4 separate regions of the Mus musculus genome follow, and regions 1, 3 and 4 are each linked to region 2. A link is a loop called in an ENCODE intact Hi-C map of the cell type or tissue named here. Cell type or tissue: heart. All regions are shown on one strand. Region 1 has its middle 16 kb from the start of Scn5a. Region 2 overlaps Scn11a (sodium channel, voltage-gated, type XI, alpha). Region 3 overlaps Scn10a (sodium channel, voltage-gated, type X, alpha). Region 4 overlaps Exog (endo/exonuclease (5'-3'), endonuclease G-like).

What was found. Hi-C counts contacts between places; a loop is a spot of excess contacts. Peaks named below come from ENCODE experiments on the same cell type or tissue, not always from the same donor. Only the 100,000 strongest peaks of a DNase experiment are listed, where the experiment ranks them.
Region 1: it touches region 2 in a loop (4-fold over the local background); 5 of 42 quality-filtered maps call a loop at or near these places.
Region 3: it touches region 2 in a loop (8-fold over the local background); 23 of 42 quality-filtered maps call a loop at or near these places.
Region 4: a loop joins it to region 2, with 8 times the contacts of the local background. A loop is called at or near these places in 22 of 42 quality-filtered maps.

Annotation. Positions count from the first base shown.
Region 1 is chr9:119,576,379-119,581,378 of GRCm38, reverse strand. It overlaps a transcript of Scn5a not described here. Among named protein-coding and RNA genes, the nearest start is that of Scn5a, 16 kb to the right of the region's middle. In heart, no CTCF peak of the experiment used is centred here; DNase peaks (open chromatin) are centred at 508, 2,218 and 4,168; H3K4me3 peaks cover 2,576 bases; H3K27ac peaks cover 1,854 bases; H3K27me3 peaks cover 4,755 bases.
Region 2 is chr9:119,749,103-119,754,102 of GRCm38, reverse strand. It overlaps Scn11a (sodium channel, voltage-gated, type XI, alpha), which reads left to right. Exons shown (of 27, transcript NM_011887.3): 27 at 1-340. The region is part of intron 2 of Gm33701 (a long non-coding RNA gene); the gene reads right to left. Among named protein-coding and RNA genes, the nearest start is that of Gm33701, 7.4 kb to the right of the region's middle. In heart, a CTCF peak has its summit at 2,379 (motif pointing right); no DNase peak of the experiment used is centred here; H3K27me3 peaks cover 1,013 bases.
Region 3 is chr9:119,644,949-119,649,948 of GRCm38, reverse strand. Scn10a (sodium channel, voltage-gated, type X, alpha) reads left to right here. Exons shown (of 28, transcript NM_009134.3): 15 at 1,738-1,911. Among named protein-coding and RNA genes, the nearest start is that of Scn10a, 72 kb to the left of the region's middle. In heart, a CTCF peak has its summit at 2,606 (motif pointing left); no DNase peak of the experiment used is centred here; H3K27ac peaks cover 171 bases.
Region 4 is chr9:119,458,113-119,463,112 of GRCm38, reverse strand. It overlaps Exog (endo/exonuclease (5'-3'), endonuclease G-like), which reads right to left. Exons shown (of 6, transcript NM_172456.4): 6 at 1-737. The coding sequence ends at 276. Among named protein-coding and RNA genes, the nearest start is that of Exog, 16 kb to the right of the region's middle. In heart, no CTCF peak of the experiment used is centred here; a DNase peak (open chromatin) is centred at 2,612.

The DNA of each region.
Region 1 (5,000 bases), 170 kb after region 2:
GTTGTGTGTTCATGATTGAATCTCCAGTGGGTATGGGTTTTCATTTCTCCTTTCACAAGCTTTACACACACACACACACACATACACACACACACACACACACACACACACACACACACACACACGGGGGGGTGGGGGGAGGAAAGGAGCTTAAGCCTAGTGTATTGATGCTCTGTGTAGCCCACCGCTCTGGTCAACATCCCCCGGCAGAGCACTGAGGAGAAAGGATTAGAACTGCTCAGAATAAAGAGTAAGGAGGACTTTCCCTCTAAGTCCCAGTACCTTTACTTTCAGCCTCTCTCCATTCAGAAAGGCCATTTACAGGTCTGAATCTGAATTCTGAATCCGGAGGCTGGTGGTTAAAGATTCAGGGGAGGGTGGGTCCTCTGGTCTTTGATTTGCCTCCTGCCTGATGGGTGTGGGCTTCAGCTGGGCTAAGGTGAGTCCCACAGGGGGAGATCTGCAACGGGATCGTTGGATGCACTTCTCATGTTGACCACTAGTGGGAGCTGCTGGCCAACCTCAGGCCTGACAGGAGCTAGAGGCCAGCCGCTGAGTGGTAATGTGGTTCCTCTGTCAGACCCTCCCGAGTTCATCCCATTCAGAGTCTGGAACAACACTGTATACTGACTTTTTATATATCCTCCAAGGCGTCAGAAATTCCTGGAGCCCCACACTCAAGTCTCAAATGGACAACACCACTGGCCCACAGCCACCTCTTCAAAATCCCAATAAAGAAGTTGCTGGGCAGACCATGATGGTACATACCGTTTCAGGACTTGTGAGGCAAAGACAGGCAGGTCGCTGTAAACTTAAGACCAGCCTGATCCATACAGCAAATTCCAGGTGACCCAGAGATACATGGTGAGACTCTGTCTCAAAACAAAACAAGTCTGCCTCTGGTATGTGTGTGCTCACATGCGTGTGTGCGTGAGCATGCGTGTGTGCATGCTTGCGAGTGTATGTGTGCACATGAGTGTGGGTATGTGTGAGTGTGTGTGCGCTCTGTGTGTGCGTGCGCGCGCTCTGTGTGTGTGTGTGTGTATGTACGCGCGCGCGCATGTGTGTGTGTAAGCACGCGTGCAAGTACATGTATGACCCATGCATATCCTGGCTCCCAAACCCAGAACCCCAGCACCCTTTGAAAGCCAGCACCAGCTTTACCTTCCCAGAGTGTGTGTTTCTAGCAGCCTGACAACGCTGCCGAGAAGGATAACTCCCGGGGAAAAGGACAAAGTGTGTGTGTGTGTGTGTGTGTGTGTGTGTGTGTGTGTGTGTACTTCTGTGTTCCTGCGATAGCCCTAGACTCTGAGGCGCTGTCCTTCACAATAGCCAATGGAAGTAGCCTCTCGTGTTTAACTATGGGAGATGTACTCCCACTGGCCCCGTGCCTTTCCCTTGTGGGTCTGGCTGTCGGTATGCGAATGTATGAATCTGTACCTACATGTACACGGCTGTCTGTCCAAGTGTATGAGTGTTCCGGACAGTATCCTTGTTGGACAGTCCTGTCAGTGTAGGACTTGGTATCCCTCTGTGGTTCAACTAAAAGGCTGAACACAGCTCACAAGGTGAGTGTACGGAGATGCTCGTGTCTATGGGTTTGCTGCTTGTGTTTAATACAGAGTCTGGCGGTGTGTTTGATTTCAGTCTGCTCTCATGTGTCAGCATGTCCACATAAAAATCTGCAATGCATGGGTTTCTGTACTGTCATTGTGTCTCTAGAAATGTGGTTCTAAGTGTCCCGGTGTCAGTGTGTCAATGGATGTGTCTCTAAGTCACGTGGTATCATTAGGTTTATCAGTATGTGTTCCTCAATGCCAGCGTATGTCAATGGTGGCTAATGTTCATGTGCATATCTGTGCGTCGGTGTCTGTATCCCTGTGTGCATGTGTGTCAGTGTGTCTCAGCATGGATGTCAGGTCATGCCCATGTCCATGCACGTGGATAAATGAGGTGTCTGGGGTAGGGTCCCCAGATCATCGAGGAGGGGTGTGTCTGTATACTCTGGTTTGGGCAGTGTGTGTGCCAACGTTTGTCCGTGTGTGCCGGTCCAGGTCTGCGTGGGTGGCTCTCTGTAGCGAGGCGTCCGCAGGTCGGCGTGCGTCCGCTTGTCTGTCTGTCCGTGTCCGCGTGGGCGGCCGTCTCCAGCAGGGCGCGCCCGGGGTCAGAGTGGTGGGCGTGCGCCCCGCCGGGCAGGGTGGCTCTCCTCGCGAGCCAGGCGGGCGCAGCGCCACGTGCGGAGCCCCGGGCGCGTCGCTCTGGGGCGGAGCCAGCCCGGGGCCCCGGAGCCCCAGGCCGAGCCCAGGCGGGGCCCGCCCCCGACCCCGCCCCCAGCCCGAGCCCGCGCCGCCCGCCGAGCCCGGGAGCCCGAGCGGAGCGGCGGAGCCGAGACGGCGGCGGCGCCCGTGGGATGTGGGGATCGCGCCCCCGGGGCCGCTGAGCCTGCGCCCGCTGCCCCAAGCCCTACGCCGAACCGAGCCCGCGCCGCGCTGCAGCCGCCCACCCCTAGGCGCGGGCCGGGGACTAGCAGGTGAGCGATCATCCCCCGTGTCCCGCAGTCCCCCGCTCCCCTCTGTCCGCCGCCGCCGCCCAACTTTCCTCCCCGATGGCCCGGAGCCCCCCGGCCGGGTCCCCAGCCCCCGCAGCCACTATCCCCGAGGGGGGAGGGGCGGGAGAGGCGCAGGTGGCCCGGGCCGGGGTTCCCCTGGTCCTCTCTGATCGCCGCGGGTCTCCTCCCGTCCCCTCTCCTTCCGGGTTCCCCGTGCGCTGTCGAGGGCCGGGGGATGGGGAGATTCGGCCCCGGCTCCGGGACCATCGCTGGCGCAGGCTCGCCGAGGGGCTGAGATTGGGACCCGGATTCCCGAGGCCGGAGACCCCAAGGTCAGAGCAGCGACAAGGCGCGCGGAGAATGTAGCTCTTGAGAGCTGGGGGTGAAAGGGCTGAGCGGGCACTGACCAGGGCTAGGGAGCAGGCCGAGCGCTTCTTTTCCCTGGGCCCCGGGGGTGGAGGAACCAGGCACCTGGGCTATGCCCTGGGTTAGACGAGATCTCTGCACCCTAGGAAGGAATCTGTGCGCTCTATTGGGGGTCAGATCTGCGAGTGTGCCTTGTCTTTGGGAGCTCCCACCACGCCAAGATCTTGGTGCCCTGTTGTCGCCTTGAAGCGGTCGCATCTCCTCCTGTGTCTATGCGCTCTGAGAGGGGAGAGGTCTCTGGACATGGAAATTCGGGAGAATTCTCTGCCCTCCTTGCTTTGACCTGTACAGACTCGCGCACCCGGACAGGAGAGAGAGGAGGTCCCGGACCTCTGCGGTATTTGATCGTCTTTGGAGGTGCCCTGAGAGGAAGTGAAGGTGCCTAGCTTTGTCTGAGTATTGGTGGGGACAGTGACATGGTGGGGACTAGCAGCCTTGGTGCTCATGATGGGAGGAAATGCTCAGGATGCGGCCTGGCTGTAGGCAGGCCTTCCAAACACCTGTTGGAGGGCAGCTTACAAAGATCAGCCATGGAACTCACTCTTGTCTCCGTAGCGACTTCAGTCTAGTGGGACCGTGGGATCAGTGTGCCCTTGGGACCCTGAGCTGCCCCTTACAGCTGTGACCCCCATGCACCATCTAGAGAGGCACAGAACAGGACCTCCATGAACCCCAGACCTTCTGTAGATTCACTGTCTTTCAGAACTAAGGCCCCGGCGCAGCCCAGCCCTCGACCACCCCTCCACTTCTCTACCTGTCCCTTCCCACTTAGAGTTGGCTGTGTGCACAGAAAAGATGGTAATACAGAGGAGAGTGAACTAAAGGCGGGACAGGCTGCTGCCGCAGAAGCAAGAGACAGCTGGGACATGGGACACTAACTAGGTCTTTGCTAGAATGTTGAAGGTTCTGAAACTTTCACTACCACCACATGTAATGAGGCCCATGGGGGGTCAAGAACTTATCCAAGGTCACACAGAATCATTGGACTGGGGAGAACTCTCAGGGTAAAAGTCCCTTGGAATCTATTTCTTGGGGGCCAAATTGGCCCAGAACTGACCAAAGAAGGTCTAAATAGAGAGAGAAGAGTGGCCTCAGGTGCTAAGAACCCATTTTCAAAGCCTGGTGTAGCATAGACAGCTGTCATCCTCTAGAGAGCCTAGTCCCTGTGTGTGGTGGCCATCAGAGCTCCTCTGGAAGAATTCCAGGGTTGACTCACTTGGCATGAAGAGCAAGCATGGAAGAACAGTGGGAAGTACCAGAGACAGCTGGGGATGGGGGAGTGGAGGAGGCTGGTGCCCAGGCAATCCACAAAGAAGAGACTCCTAGGGGCAACCTGCAGCAGTGAAAAAACCACAGTTCCTTTCACAGGAGACGCGTTCCTGTCCTTGAGAAAGCTTTTGGAAGAGTGCAATGGCAGAGGTGTCTCCCCAGAAACACAGAAGAGGTCGCAGTTTTGATTAAGAGAGTCAAGAGTATTGTTCTAGCCAGATATCCTTCCGTCTGGGTTTTGAAGCATGAACAGGAGTTTTCCTGGTGAGGATAGTGTAGTTCAGTCATCAACCAATCAGTACAAAATACAGAGGGATAAACCAACAGTTAGTTGAGCGATCCATTGGGTCCCATGTTGTGAGGAGAAGCGGAGGCCACAGTCACGGGGGGGGGGGGTGGGGACGACGTTTGCAAGCTCTTCTTGTGAATTGGGAATTTATCCTCAGTAATGGTTCTAAAAATAACTAAAAGGCACTGAGTGCTTTCCATAGACCAGACCTCACCAGGCACTTCGTAGGGTTCATCTCCCAGAGCGTCCCGCATCAGCCCACAGTGGGGACCTCAGTCACAACCATTCTGCAGATGATGAAGCTAAGGGCCGGGAAGGGAGAGCAGCTGGGTCATAGCACGCGTCTCCCAAGTAGCTGGACTCTGCTGTAGATAGGGCCTGTGCAGACTTAGAAAGCCCTTCAGCTGAGGGGGTGCACCAGGCAGGCCACTGGTGACACCCTGTGGTGTCCTCTGCTGAGAAACCTGC
Region 2 (5,000 bases):
GGAAAGATTGAACGTCGGAACATGTTAGAAAGGACTGCCAAGGACATCCACAGTAACGGAAGGCCTGAAGGACAGTTCAAATTATGTAAAGAAACGAGAAGGAAAGGTCACATGTCTGTTCAGTTTTAAGTATGTGACCTGCCACATGTAGCTCCTTTGCATGTTAAGTGAGAAGTCAAAACCCTGCCATAAGTAAATAGCTTTGTTGCAGGTGTTTCTACCAGTGCTGCGGATTTGGGTGTATGGCTCAAACCTGAAAGCATGACTCTGACTTGTCAGCACCCCAACTTTCAGAAGCTCTGATCTCTGTCCTAGGTGTTTGACAAATAAATACATAAAAGAAATCTCTAGTTTCCATTTCATTGAGACAGGGGTGGGGTGGGGGTGGGGTGGGGCAGGGAGCAGGGCAGAAGATGTCCTCTTGCTTGGTGGTTGTGTGAGCTCTTGGTTGGTGCTTGTGTGTGTGGCAGTTTGATGTAGCCAGGAGCCAGTCATTTGTCAGGAAGGTGGTTAGCAGTTGGCTCTTTGGGAGGAGGAGGCCTTGTGTCACAGATTTCTGTGACGTGAATGTCCCCACTATAATGGGTTCCAACCTACAAACACAGAAATTATTTAAGGACGAGATGGGAAGAAATAGGTATATTCAATGTTCCAGAGCCAGCCTGGTCTGGCTCCAGACGCCATTTCCCGGATCCAGCAAGAAGTCTGCTTGACTCTGGGTAAAGCACCCGGAGAGTTAGAGCAGGGCTGGGGATGGCTTGGTTGGCAACGTGGCTGGGTAATATCAGAACGTGGAACTCACATCTGGGCAGCAGCCCACCGGCAATCCCAGCTCCCCAGAGAGACTGGGTGTGCTGGCTCATTTTTATAGCTGACTTGATGCGCCTAACGTTACTTTGGAAAAGGGAACTTTGGTTGAAGAATTGTCTCCCTCGGATTGCTCTGTAGCCGCATCTGTGAAGGACTGTCTGGATCATGATTGACGTGGGAGGGCCCAGCCCACTGTGGGCGGCACCATTCCTAGGAAGGAGGGCCTGGGTGTATAAAAAGCTAGTCAAGCATGAGCCAGAAGAAAGTAAGCCAACAGATAGCACTCCTCCGATGTCTCTGATTCCACCCCTACCTCCAGGTTCCTGCCTTCACCCCCTTCAGTCATGGATTGCTACCTGGAAGTATAAGCTGAAATAAACCCTTTCCTCCCCGAGTTGTTTTGGTTACGGCATTTATCACAGTGAGAGACACAGAGTAACCCCTGGTACTTTCATAGGAAGAGGCAGGAGGTGCTTGTGGGACCAGGGACCTTTTGAGATGAGCCATGAAGAGTTCCATGCAGGACTGTAAAGATCTTGAGGGAGCTGCCAGTTTAAAAGTCACAGTGAATTCTCTCCGTCCAGTGTGGGTGGTAACAGATGGGGCAGGCTAAATAACTCCTGCCCTTATAGATCCTTGTGTAGAAGTTATTCTGGGGGGGACCTTATAGATCTCCTTAATCAAAAGTAATTTTTTCCTACAATATATTCTGGCTACACGTTGCCCTTTCTTATCTTCTCCCAGATTCTCATAACCTTCTCACTCATTCAAACCCTCTGTCTGTCTGTCTGTCTGTCTGTCTCTCTCTCAAACAGGCAAATAAAAAAGAAGACAAAAAATGAAAATGAAATATACAAGGAAACAGGTAAATGCACATGTGCAGGTGCACGCACATGCCACACACATATGTACACATGTGCCACACACACATATGCACGCACATGCCACACACATATGTACACATGTGCCACACAGACACACACATGCACGCACATGCCACACACATATGTACACATGTGCCACACACACATATGCACGCACATGCCACACACATATGTACACATGTGCCACACACACATATGCACGCACATGCCACACACATATGTGCACATGTGCCACACACACATATGCACGCACATGCCACACACATATGCACACACATGCCACACACATATGCACACATGTGCCACACATGCACACACACTTGTCACACACACATACATACATGGGCACACACACAAAACTCATAAAAACACAAAATTGGAAAAGATATTATACAAATAAAAGATCAGTAAGATGAAAAGAATGCCTGAACAAAGCAATATAATTTTTTAGAAAAATCTACAAAATACCGTTGAGTTTGTTTTGTGTTGGCCATCTACTGATGGGCATATGTATTAGTTCAATTTATATACCGAGTGAGAGTCTATTGGAAAACCCCAACTCTTTCTTCAGTCCCCCTTACGTGTCTATCCACCCCTACACTGGCCTGAATGGGTTTTTAGAGCCACCTCTGGAGCCAAGCACCAGCTCCAGCCTGAGGTTGAACTACACATATTTCCTTCACTAGATGGCAGCAAACACCCAACTCGATCTTTCTAAGTGCCCCACATTGATAGGGGAACCTGGTACTTCCACAGCCAGAAGGCTGAGGGAGGAGACCCAGGTAGGAAAGGGAGAATTACTCAAGCCTTGAAGAGAGCTGGAAGCTAATCCTCCCCGGGGATGGCGCCCTCAGGGCAAGCACCAGGATAGCAGAGGGGCCTTAGGAGGGGACTGCTGGGTGGAGAGATGGCTCAGCCAGTCAAGTGTTCACTTTGTAAGCATAAGGACGAGAGTTCAACCCCCACAATCCTGGTGAAAAAGCCGGGATAGTGTCATGTGCTTGTGATCCCAGGGCTGAGAAATCAGATGTAGTCCAGAAGAATAAAACGATGCTCTGAGTGCCTTCCTCTGGGGTGGGGACACACTGAATGTCCCAATCAATCGCTGTACAGACATGGAAGCCTCCTGCCATGTGTCATCTGTGTCTTTTCTTCCAGATAAATCTGGCTTTTCTTAGTCCACAGTCACATCCTGAGGACAGACCTGGCACATTTTGTGTAACAGTTGCTAACCAGTGGCCCTTGGCCTTTAGAGCATCTAATTAGGAAGAGAGTCACACAAGTGTTTGCACGGCGATAAAACAGTACAATGTAACAAATGCAGAAACCGGGCTCAGCTCTGCTCTCAGGATGTTGGCTGGGGAGGATTTCGCTGGAGAGCGACAACTGGGTGAGCTTGATGGACAGGGAGGGTTTTGACAAGACGGGTGGCTTGGCAGAGTTTGCAGTGGAGGAGACAGCCCCCAGCAGTGCCATGGAAGCTAGGGTTGATAAAGCAGTTTGAATCACCCAAGCGACTGCACGTGGGATGCAGAGAAGAGCAGAGCAGAGGCAGCAGCAGGACCTCAGGAGGGAGCGTCTGATTGGAGGGATGGCTCCAATCAGTCAGTAGCCTCTTCATGTTGCAAGCCTGAGGATGTTAAGGCCCCAGAGCCTATGAGAAAAGGCCAGGTATGGTGTGACTTGCTTTGGATCCCAGAGCTGGGGAAGTAGATACTGGACACCTGGCTTCACTTGCCAGCCAGCCTGCTTGGCAAGTTCTAGGCCAGTGAGAGATTCTGTCTTAAAACACAAGGTGGACCTGAGTTGACATCTGACCTCTACATTCATGTGCACCCATACAGGTGTTCCACACATACACATCTGTACACAAGAATGCACACACACACACACACACACACACACACACACACACACACACACACACAACTATTCATGAAGAGACTCAAATACCCAGTTATATACTGAGTTATACCCAGTTGGTAATGGGGAGGCATTAAAGATGTTCAAATGGTGCAGAGAAAAGATCTGGATGGGATGGGCAGAGAGGAGGAAAAAACACTTGTGACAATGACCCTGGTGGAAAAGAAAGGTTGAGCCAGGGAGGGCACAGAGACAACGTAGTGTGTCTGTGATGCTGGGACCAGCTGGCTGCCTTAGAAGAAGAGTCTAGGAGGCCCTTAGCCCTGGGACTGGTAGCAAGACAAATGGCAGTAGAAATCTCCCAGGGTGGGTGGAGCTGGAGAGGTGGTTCAGAGCCTGCACATATACACATACTGGGGATGGCCACACCTGCCTGTAATCCCAGCACAGGGGCAGAAACAGGAGAGTCACCAGGGCTTGCTGGCCACTGGCCTGGCTCCATGATTAGGGAGAGACACTGTAGAAAGGGAAGGCAGCCAGGAATGATGGAGCAGGACACTTTGTCTCTCCTCTGATCTCTGGCACACACTCATGTGAATGCTCAATGGCATGCACGTACACTTCACACACACACACACACACACACACACACACACACACACACACACACACTAATTAACTATCATCTAAAGGGGAAAAAAAAACCCAAACACGTTACCAAGGCAATGAGGCGATGGTGATGGTTTTTCCCCATTTCTTTTGTTTTCATGATTAGAGCGGAAGAAACCCCCTAGCTGAATCAGTTTGGTTCAAGATCCCAGGTCCTAGGTGTCTATCTGCAGCCAGGTGCAGGAATATAGTGTCAGGTATGGGCAGGAGTTCGCTGCACAGGGGTCTGAAACCCCAAGAGCAGCTGACATCATGGCAGAGAACACAGTCAGACCCAGAAAGCAGGGGACGTGACCTGGAGAGGTAGCACGCATCTTAGGGTGTAGGCTGGCTGCTGAAAGTTAACAGCACAAACTGTTGTGTGAGCATCCCAACCCCATGCTCCCACCCCTCCCGCCAAGCACCAAGAGCCATGCCCGCCCATCTGTGTGGTTTATGGGGCACGGATAAGCACTCGTCTTATAAATAGCCAGGCTCAGGAGCCAGCTATGCCAGAAACAGCCCTGGAATGTCAGCTTCAAGCACCCCAGGTCTTAGGAAAAGTTCAAGTCCCATACACTCTCCCTCTTGATGGAAGAGGAGGAGAGAGAGAGTGCTCAGGTAGCCTGTTGCCTGGCAACCATGATAGAACCTCTGGGGTCATTCAGTGGGCAATCCTGTCCCTCACACACAAGGAGTAATCAAAGCAGCTTCGAGGAGGGAGAGCTAACATTTACTGAGAGCGTGTTCCGGGCCAGGTCATCACGCCATCCCCGACACCTTGGATGGGTTTTC
Region 3 (5,000 bases), 100 kb after region 2:
TCTCATTCATTCAGCCAGGCTAGCTGGCCAGTGAGCCCCAGGGATCCTCCTGCCTCCAACTTTGAGCCCTGGGATTACAGGTGTGTTCCACCAGGCCAGGCTTTGTACAGGGATTGGGGGAATTAAACTCAGGTCCTCCTGCATTTGTGGCAGTACTTGGCCAGTGGATCCATTTCCCCAGTCCCTGGATATGGTTTTCAGTGTGGTCATTGAAGAGTAGAGGACAGGGCAGGGGACAGAAGGCGTGCACAGATGCATATGCTATGCAACCAACACATCCAGAAGACTGGCCTGTTCTATGTGACTTTGCTTGGGCAAGCCCCAAACACTCTCTTCCATTCTGTCTGCCAGGAAGAGGCCAGCACTGTCTCCAGGCTCTTCCATGGCCTTGATAAAGCCTGGGAGGACCAAGCCCTGAGCCCAGTCCTTTCGCTCTCTCTCTCCCTTGCCTCCTTCCCTTGCTGGCTTTTGTTGCCTGATGTTTAATCACCTTTAAGGTCAGAGTTCTCTCCTGGGTAAGACAACTGAAAACCTTCAATGCAAAAGGGAATCTTAAGAGACCATAGATCACTGATCTTAGTCACTGCTATTTTTTTGTCACTTACTGCCAACTGAGAACTACCCAAGCACTTACTCCCATTATACCCATTACACAGATGAGGAAATAGAGGCATGAAAAGGGTGCATTGCCTATTCAAGCTTATGTAAGCTAGGATGTGGCCGAGCTGGCATTTTTACTTTAGTCTTACTACACATTGTAGCTGCTGAACCAGAGTAACTTTTGTTGACATAATTATATAGTGAAGTGTATCCTAGCAGTTACCGCTTGCTCTGTACCCACCACCACTGGAATGGAAGAGCAGATGCAGGGGGGTGGGGGGATGCCTCAGCAGGTAAAGAACTTACTATACCCAAGGACTGGAGGGAGTTTAGACCCCAGCAACCACGGAAGTTCAAGCAGATTGGCCCACCTAATATTCCAGCACTCAGAAGGCTGACATGGGAAATTCCCAGAGCAAGCTGGCTATGAAGTGCAGCTGAATAGGGGAACTCTGGGTTCAAATGAGAGACCCTGCTGAAAAGTGTAAGGTAAAGAGTGATTGAGGAAGGCATTCCGTATCAACCTCTGGTCTCTACATAGACTGATACACATCCATGCACGCACATACACGAGACAGACAGACAGACAAAGACAGAGACAGAGACAGAGACAGAGACAGAGACAGAGAAAGAGAAAGAGAAAGAGAAAGAGAAAGAGAAGGAGAAAGAGAAAGAGAAAGAGAAAGAGAAAGAGACAGACAGAGACAGACAGACACAGAGACGCAGAGAGAGAAGAAATGGAAACCTGAGTTCTTTTGTGTCTTCTCTGAATGTCAGTGGCTCAGAAATTCCCATCTACAGTGCTCAAGAACAGACAAGAGGATCTGCTGTTTTCTTCCTCCTCCGTTTTCTCTTCCTTCTCCTCCCTTTCCTCCACCTCTTCCTCCTCCTCTACCTTCTCCTCCTCCTCCTTCTTCTTCTTTAATGTTGTTTTCAGACAGGATTTTGTTGTATAGTCCAGCCTGGCTTCAACCCTGAGATCCTCCTGCCTCAGTTTCCTGCAGGCTGGAGTTACAAGCATGTGCCACCACACCCAGCATGCTTTGCTATCTTGCAAACAAGATTTTTCTTGCTGCCCTTGTCTTCATGTCCCTGGGCAGAGACCTCACAGCAGTGAACACTTGTTCCCACCCTCAGGTCTTTACTGTGTTTTTTACAATGGAGATGGCCTTCAAGATCATTGCCTTCGACCCCTACTACTACTTCCAGAAGAAGTGGAACATCTTCGACTGTGTCATCGTCACCGTGAGCCTGCTGGAGCTGAGCACATCCAAGAAGGGCAGCTTGTCTGTGCTCCGCACCTTCCGCTTGGTAACGTCTTCTCTTGGCCACTTGGGAAGCTCCCATTCAGGCTCAGGGAAGCTGACCCCGAGGGGACAGGCACTGTGTGTCTGGGGACTCTACCGGTGGTTCCCAACACCCTTCCTATTCTCGTGGGAGCAAGGCAAGCCATGGTTCTGAAGAACCTAGAGACTCAGTTTGGCAATTCCAGTTTTTCACTGATGTAATGTGGGGTGGTTGCTCTCTTTGTCCCTCCATCTCCTTGTTTGTACCAAAAAGGGACTTCGGAACAGCATTCCATTCTCTTACCACACAGCAGTCCCAGCAACAACGTTGGGACATTTTCAGCCAACATTTTCTGAATATGTGGCTCAGCCATAGTACTACGTAGGCTCTTGAAATAATAAGATTCATTTTATGCTCCCAACCCTGAGAGACCATTGCTTTTAAAGTCCTCAGGATGAGCCAAACTGAGACACACCATCTTTAAATGATGAACTCAGTGTTTGTCGAACGCCAGGACAGCGAGCTAGTGTATGACCTGGAACTCAAATCCACGTTGCCTGACTGCTGAGTCTCAGCTCCGTCCCCCCTCAAAAAGGCTTTCCCTTATTTCTTGGTTGCCCAATTCAGAGCCCAAAACTTCACCCACAAAAGCTTGCCTCCTCTTAGCCTCCACAGGCGCCTCTCCAAACTCAGCTCCAGGGCGCCCTCTACTGGAGGCATTCCTCCACTCAATCACTGGTCTCCATGTCTGCCCTCCACACCACCACAAATGCTTCCATCAGCCACCTGTAAGTGAGGTCACTAATGAGAGTCTGAGGTTACTGATGTCCTCAAGTCCTCAAGCCATCTGGAGGATTCTTGGCATTTCAGTGACTCCTAGAAGCCAGCAAGGGACTTGAATAGCTAGGGTGGCCATTCCCAGGATACGCCATAACGCAAAAAAAAAAAAAAAAAAAAAAAAAAAGACTGAAACTGGCATGTTTGTTAGCAACTAGAGCCAGTGGACACTGTGTCCTTTGGAGGCTCAACCAGGTCTCTCCTGTTCTTGTGAGAGGGAGGCAGGGGAGGGCCTCCTACACACCTAACTTCTGATTATGACATGCGAGTCCATTCACAATTCCCTAACCTCATCCCCCAATCGCGCGTGCAGGCTCCCTTCCATGTTCCCAACAGCCTGGTGAGATTCCATGCTCTGCCAGCCAGTATTACATTATCAACAAAAACCCAGCCCCTTCCCTTTACCCCACAGCTGGAGCTGGCCCTGAACTGTGTGCATTCCTGGGTAAAGAGACACAGCCGAGACGATCAGTTGGGTGGTTTTAGTCTTCAAAACTGTTTTAGTCAAGCACATCCTGCCTCCCTATAAGCACCCCCCAGACCAACAGTTTCTACTCTCATGACCACCTTCAACTGGCAAGGGCCATTTGTCACAAATAGTTCCCCAGTGGAGTCCCCTTGAAGTCCTTGTGGCGATTGTGAGGCTCCAGCAAGCCCCGCCCCTCTTCTCCCTGCACTTTTCTCAGCCACAGGCCTGGCCACCCATCCTCTGCCTCAGACACCTGTTCCCAGGTCTTCACCTGGTTTGGCTGGTCTTGGCCTTCTGGGCTGACTCATCCCCTCTCCACAGAGGGCCTCCCACACTCTGGTATCTGAACCTGGCTTCGCTCTTCAAACCAAGCCGCTCTTTTGAGATTATAATGCCATATCCTGAGAGTTCATAGGGCTAAACCCAGGGATTTCCTTTCTGCCATCCTACTCCAGACACTGAGCACAAGCTGTCTATAAGGAGAGACTCAGTAAAAATGTTGGGATTGGTTGAGGAAAGGAAGGAGAAGAACAAGAGAGGAAATCCCATGTAACTCTTTTTGCCCTTCCCCGAATGCCACCACCCATCTTGACGTGATTTAAGGTAGGCTCTGCCACTCTATCATTGTGCCAGTACCATACCATCTTAGTTACTGCAGCTTAGAACATGTCTGTGCCTGTAAACACAGTCGCCTGCTGTGGTGGTTCACTTTCTTTGTCAACTTGACTGGATTTAGAATCACCAAGGAGATATACTTCTGAGTGTGTTTGTGAGGGTGCTTCAAGGAGGTTTAACTGGGAAGGAGCGCTCGCCCTGCCTGTGAGTGGCAGGTGGAGGGTGGGGCAGACAGAATAAAAAGAGGGATGCTGAACTGCAGCAGCCCTCTACACTCCCTTCCCTGCCACCCTTCCCCCCCCACCCCCCGCCCGCTGAGGACTCTGATGTCACTGCCTCCGTGCCTTTCCAGCATAATGGACCATGTTCCCTAAACTCTCTTAAGATTCTCCCTGCTAGGTATTTGATGACAGCCGCGAGAGGAGTAGCTGATACACCCACCTGGTTTTACTCTAAGAATATCCTGGCCCCTGCACTTCCGTTACGGTTGGAGAAACCGGCTATGTCCACAGCAACACAGACACAAACTCTTGAGTCTTCTCTTTATTCAGACTGCAATAATCTAGCCGTCGATTTAGGAAGGGCTATAAACTCTGCATTACATAATCCTCTGACCTACAGAGGCAGTAGTACCCTCTCTGCCTAGCTCGGTCCCTCGAGTTTTATAATTTTCCATCCTTTTCTCCGCACAGATCTTACATATTTTGAAATAGTCTTTGCTAATTTTAACTAGCATTTTGATAGTCAATATCTTTGCACCAAGACATCCCCTTTCTTAATTCTGATGATTCATCCATAGAGTCTTTTAGATTTTTCAAAATGATCGTATCATGTGCAAACAATACATTTTGTTTTTCCTTTCTAACCCCCATGCCATTTGATTCTAACTATGTGACCACACTGGCTGGGACATCTAGTACCCTGCTAAAAAGAAGTCTTAGTAACAGCCAGCCTCATTTTCTTGGCTGCTAAGAGATACTTTCAACATTTCAACAAGTCTGACATTTTTGCAGGTTTTTCTTAAATGAAAAACTTATCGTGAATAGGTCTTTAATTTTACCAGACTATTGTTCTGCATGTAAGATAATCACATTAATAATTAACAAAGATGCATTGCATATTTCAAAGCAGCACAAGGGAGAATTCTAAGTGTCACCAGAAAGAAGTGACGAACATGCATGCTAATTACCCT
Region 4 (5,000 bases), 290 kb after region 2:
CATCTTGCCCACAGGTAAGATGGGACAGCAGGGTTTGCACAGAGGAAGAACAGTCACTGGATTCTCCAACACAGACAGATGGGAGGACTTCAGGGTCATGAGGGAAGGAGCACGTGAGAGCAGAGTTTTAAAACCATCTCAGCCACCTCGGATCCCAGAGAAGGACGACACTGAGTTTTGAGCCCCGAGTCTTTGGAGGATTTTGGTCAGAATTCCATCATTTCTTGAAAATAAACCTGTTGGTCACAGGTGCTCAGTGCACACCGAGACAGACACTAGGACTGCTTTTCCAGCTGGGCGTCCTTTTGCTCCTTAGCCTTCAGTTCCTCCAGCTTTTTCTCATAGCGACTCAGGAAGTAATCGTCAGGTTCCACCCCTGAGCTCTTCAAAGCTTCCAGAACCTTCTCCAGTCTGGCCACAGACCGGGCTCCATCAATCTTCCTCGTGCTCAGGTACAGAGTGAATTCCTGGAAACCCAGGAGCTTGCAGGTGTCCACAGAGCAAATATTCCGGATGTCCCTGCTTCTATCCAGACGGGGGAAAAACACCAGACCTGACATCTTCTCCAGGTCATGGAGGCTCACCTGGAACTCGGATAACTGGGACTGGAACCCAATGGCTTTATTTGGCACCACAAAGGCCCCCAGCGCCAGCGGCTCCGTAGATTCCGGGCTTCTGCGAGCCAGGATCACCTTGTAAAGGTGCGAGGGGACGGCCACGTTGTCCTCACCAATCACCTAAAAACAGAGGAGTCCGATTAGCGCACTGGGCTGTGCCGACACTTCCCAGGTTTTGCTCCCACACCTCTGTAGATGCCATACAGGAAACGGCCTGTGAAAGGCCTCAGTGTAGCATTCAACCAACTGCCAAGGAAAAGGAAAGACATTCAAACAACTCGTAAGTACTGACCAGTTCTAACCAGTCTTTAAAATACTGTTACCTCTGTAAGCGGTGGCTCCAGGCTTTAATCCCAGGACCCTGGAGGAAAAAGCAGGTGGATCTCTGAGTTCAAGGCCAGCCTGGTCTACAGGGTGGCCAGGATAGCCAGGGCTACACAAAGAAACTCCGTCTCAAAAGGAGCAAAATAACGACAAAAAACCATAATGTTACCCCAAAGGGCAGGGGTCACAGTATGTCCACAGGACGGAGGACAAAGGGGTGCCACAAGCAAGCACTGAACTTCCAGTGGGAAAGGGGACTGTCATTTCCTCCTCATTGGCTAATCAGAACTCCTAACGCTCTAAACATAGAAGTCAGAACTGCTGGCTTCAGCACTCCCAGCTCTTACAGTAAAAACAGCCCAAACGCCCCAAGAAACAACAGACAGCCCTTGAAGCTGCAGCCAGACACAGTAGCAACAGAACTTTCTAGATGACCTCGATCGTCGCTCACATGCAACTGCTTTTGTTTAGTTCCAAATGCTCCTGGATTACCAAACATTGAACTTCTAAATTATGCCGTCAAATCAGACACTTTAGGAAAGTAGCCACACAATGAGGAAGGCAGAGGCAGAGAAACAAGCCGCTCTGTAGGTTGGCCGTATTAATGAAATAACAGGATTAAGAAGCCTCTTCAAATGTCCTTCCAATATGCTTAAAAGCCTCCATCTGTTGTCTAAAAAACAAAAGCGGGATGTCCATTTGCTTAATGGCCCCCGATAAAATGACAAGACCCAACTGGGCATGCTCGAAGTGCCCAGAGCAGGCCTTTGCTGCCGTCAGTCGGTTACTCTCCTGTCAGACAGTTCTAGCTGTAGATGAGATTCCCTGTCAGAAGCCCAAATAAGGCAGCGAGATGCAAGCCAAAAAAGAGGTTTTCCCTGATTTTTACAAACTCCTATCTGCATTGCACATAGCCCAGAATTCCATGGTCTGTCTGTCACACATTACCACAGCCAGCTACAGGACTTCAGGGAAGACCCTGCCACAGGATCTACAACAATGCCTTTGAACATACGGAAAGTGGTTGGTTGGTCAGGGCAGAGCAGGGCTTATGAAACCACACTGCTCACAGGTTCGAGATCTCGCTCCCAGGGGTGAGCTGTGCACGAGGACGTGAGACCATCGAAGCAAAGGGATGAGAAGGTAAGCTGGTGTTCACACTCGGGTCACAGAACCCCAGCAGATGCTCTGGGTCCCAGGCCTAGCACTGACCCGAAGCACGGTAAAAAGGTGGTGCAGCTAGGAATCCTGGCATCCAGGTGAAGGCAGGAGGGCCATAAGCTCTAGGCCATCCTTGGCTATACACTTAAGAGCTCGAGGCCAGCCCGGACTACGAATCTCATTACAAAGGAAAGAGGAGGGCACAAAACCCTGAAGCACACTATCTGCAGGAGAGCCGACTGCCACGGCATGTGGCCAGATACTGAAACATGATAAATAATAACAGTAAGGGCTCAGGAACCAAAACTAAGGACATAACTACGATGGAGCCACACTCAAAAGGCGGTAGGAAACGAGCTGCAAACATCCCACAGTGGCTGGTAAGCCAAGTCCTGGCACCACCTAGTGGGCTTTCCATGCCACTGCAACACAGCATGAAAACCCTGGGATCCTTCTATACCATTCTCTTGCCTATGTCTCTCTTGTGAGCTCCCTGTCCGCAAACAAATGGTCATTTTTCACAAATAACTACCTGGTCATCATACGGTATGACCATCAGAACTGCTAACCGAGTCCCCTCACTTCCAGGAAAAGTACCCATAACTGACACCCCACTTCCCGGCTTTACTTGCTTCCGTGCCGTTTTACAGTTTTGGGGTTTTAGACTCATGACAGTTTGAGGATTCCCAGTGCTGCAGTCCAGAGGGCATCAGGGATGCTGGGCACCAGCCTATCCCTCAGCTGTACATCAGTCCTTGACAGAGATCCAATTCACAGCCACAACATGTGACTCTTCTGGCCAAGACCTCCCCACGGGTAAATAGAAAACAAAATCTACTTTCATTTTCTGAGGAGCCTTGTCTGAGTTAGTCTACTTTTTTCTCAGCACACGCAAAAGACACTGTGCCTGCTTGAAAATTAAATAACCCAGTGTCTGTTCCTTAACTTTGGGACTTAGAGCCAGGCAGTGGTGGCGCAAGCCTTTAATCCCAGCACTTGGGAGGCAGAAGCAGGCGGATCTCTGAGTTTAAGGCCAGCTTGGTCTACAAAGTGAGTTCCAGGACAGCTATGGTCACCCAGAGAAACCCTGTCTCAAAACAAAACAAACAAACAAACAAAAACAACAAAAAACTTGAGACATAAATAATCTTAAAATAACTTAGGGTTCTTTTCCTTATAGGTAGCTCAGCAAAACACATAAGCATTTACTTTCAGGAAAGTTACCGCCAGACAATGTCCCTGGAACTCATGCACTGAAGCATGAGGCTGCTGACCAGACAGACACCTACTCAGGGTCCACTTTGTCATAAGCTATAACTTATGTCATAAACTATAACACAACCAGGCTCCTTTCCTCATTTCTAAAACAGCACCAGCAATCCCCAAATGCCCCTCACAGGACTGTACCGACAGCAGACTGATATGGTGAGACAGAGAGAGAGAGAGAGAGAGAGAGAGGGAGAGGGAGAGGGGAGGAGGAGGGAGAGGGGAAGAAGAGGGAAGGGGAGGGGAGGGGAGGGGAGGGGAGGGGAGGGGAGGGGAGGGGAGGGGAGGGGAGGGGAGGGGAGGGGAGGGGAGGATACCAACAGGCAGGAGATAATTGTGAGTTTGAGTTTGGGGCCATCCAGGGCTATATAGTGAGACCCTGATTCCAAAGGGGGTGCGGGTATGATGGTGCATAGTTATAATCCCAGAACCTTGAGGTGGGGGGAGGAGTAGCAGTTGAAGGCCAGCCTGGGCCATATGAGACCCTGCTCAAAACAACAACAACAAAAAAAGATTTCAAAATCATCAAGACCTATTTTTTAAAAAACCTATTTTTTGAAGTGGATGTCATTCAGAAGCCAGGTTTTGCAGTGGCAGAGTGGACACCGTGGGCTCCAGCAAGATTAGGGCGTTAGAGGTCAACATGGAGAAACGAAGTTCAACACAATGACCGCGGACAAAGGCTTGCCGTGGCTTAACAGGAACCAAGCTTTTAATATCAGTACATCAGCAACAAACCTTTTCACAGAAGATTTGGCATACAAGTGCTTTACAAAGGAGATCGCTGTCGCCATTAAAACACTCAGGAACCCTGAACCCTTGTCAAGGCTAACAAAAACTGGAAACTGACCGACTGGAAGTGAGTAGAAAATACAACACATATAACAGCTAGAAGATGGACTCCATGTAAGTTGGTCGTTTCCTAAACACTGGTCAGAGTGCCTCCTTCCTCCCCTCTCAGTGACAGAAACCCGGTACCCGTCATAGCTGCAAAGCCACCCCAGTTTCAGAAGAAGTTGGCAAAAAAGAATAGACTTAGCCTGCTGCTTGCAGTGTCATAGCTATCGTGTCTTGAGTGACGTTAAGATAAATGCATTTAGTGACAGACACCATGTCCAGTAAGACAAGGAGGAGAGGAAGAAAGTCAGACCAAAAATAAAATTGCCCAGACACACTGAGAGACCACGCCGTTAAATGGCAATTACATGGAAGAGAAAAAGAAAACAGGGTAGTTTGAAAACCATGGGATCCATGCACACCTACAAGGACGAGGGGGGGGGGGAGGAGGCACAGATGACACCCAGGAGGGGGAAGTCAACAGGAGTGTGTCGGTCAGCCCTGTGTCACTACAACTGTTCAAACGGAATAGAGCCTCCACCTGCAGGGAACTGCTCAGGAAGTAGGTAGATGCGGAAAGGGACAAACATTCCCTAGTTCTCAGGAAGACGATTCCTTTCCTACCAGGATGCCTCCAGACTCCTGGGCCAGGTTTCCAATTTTCTCCCTCCATGGGAGTAACTGGCAGAAATCTGGAGCTTCAGACACTGCTCGAGTTACCACCAGCACACTCCTTGGATCATTTACAACGTTCAAACCCAAATCTTCAGGTTTGCTTCCCTTATCTGGACTCTC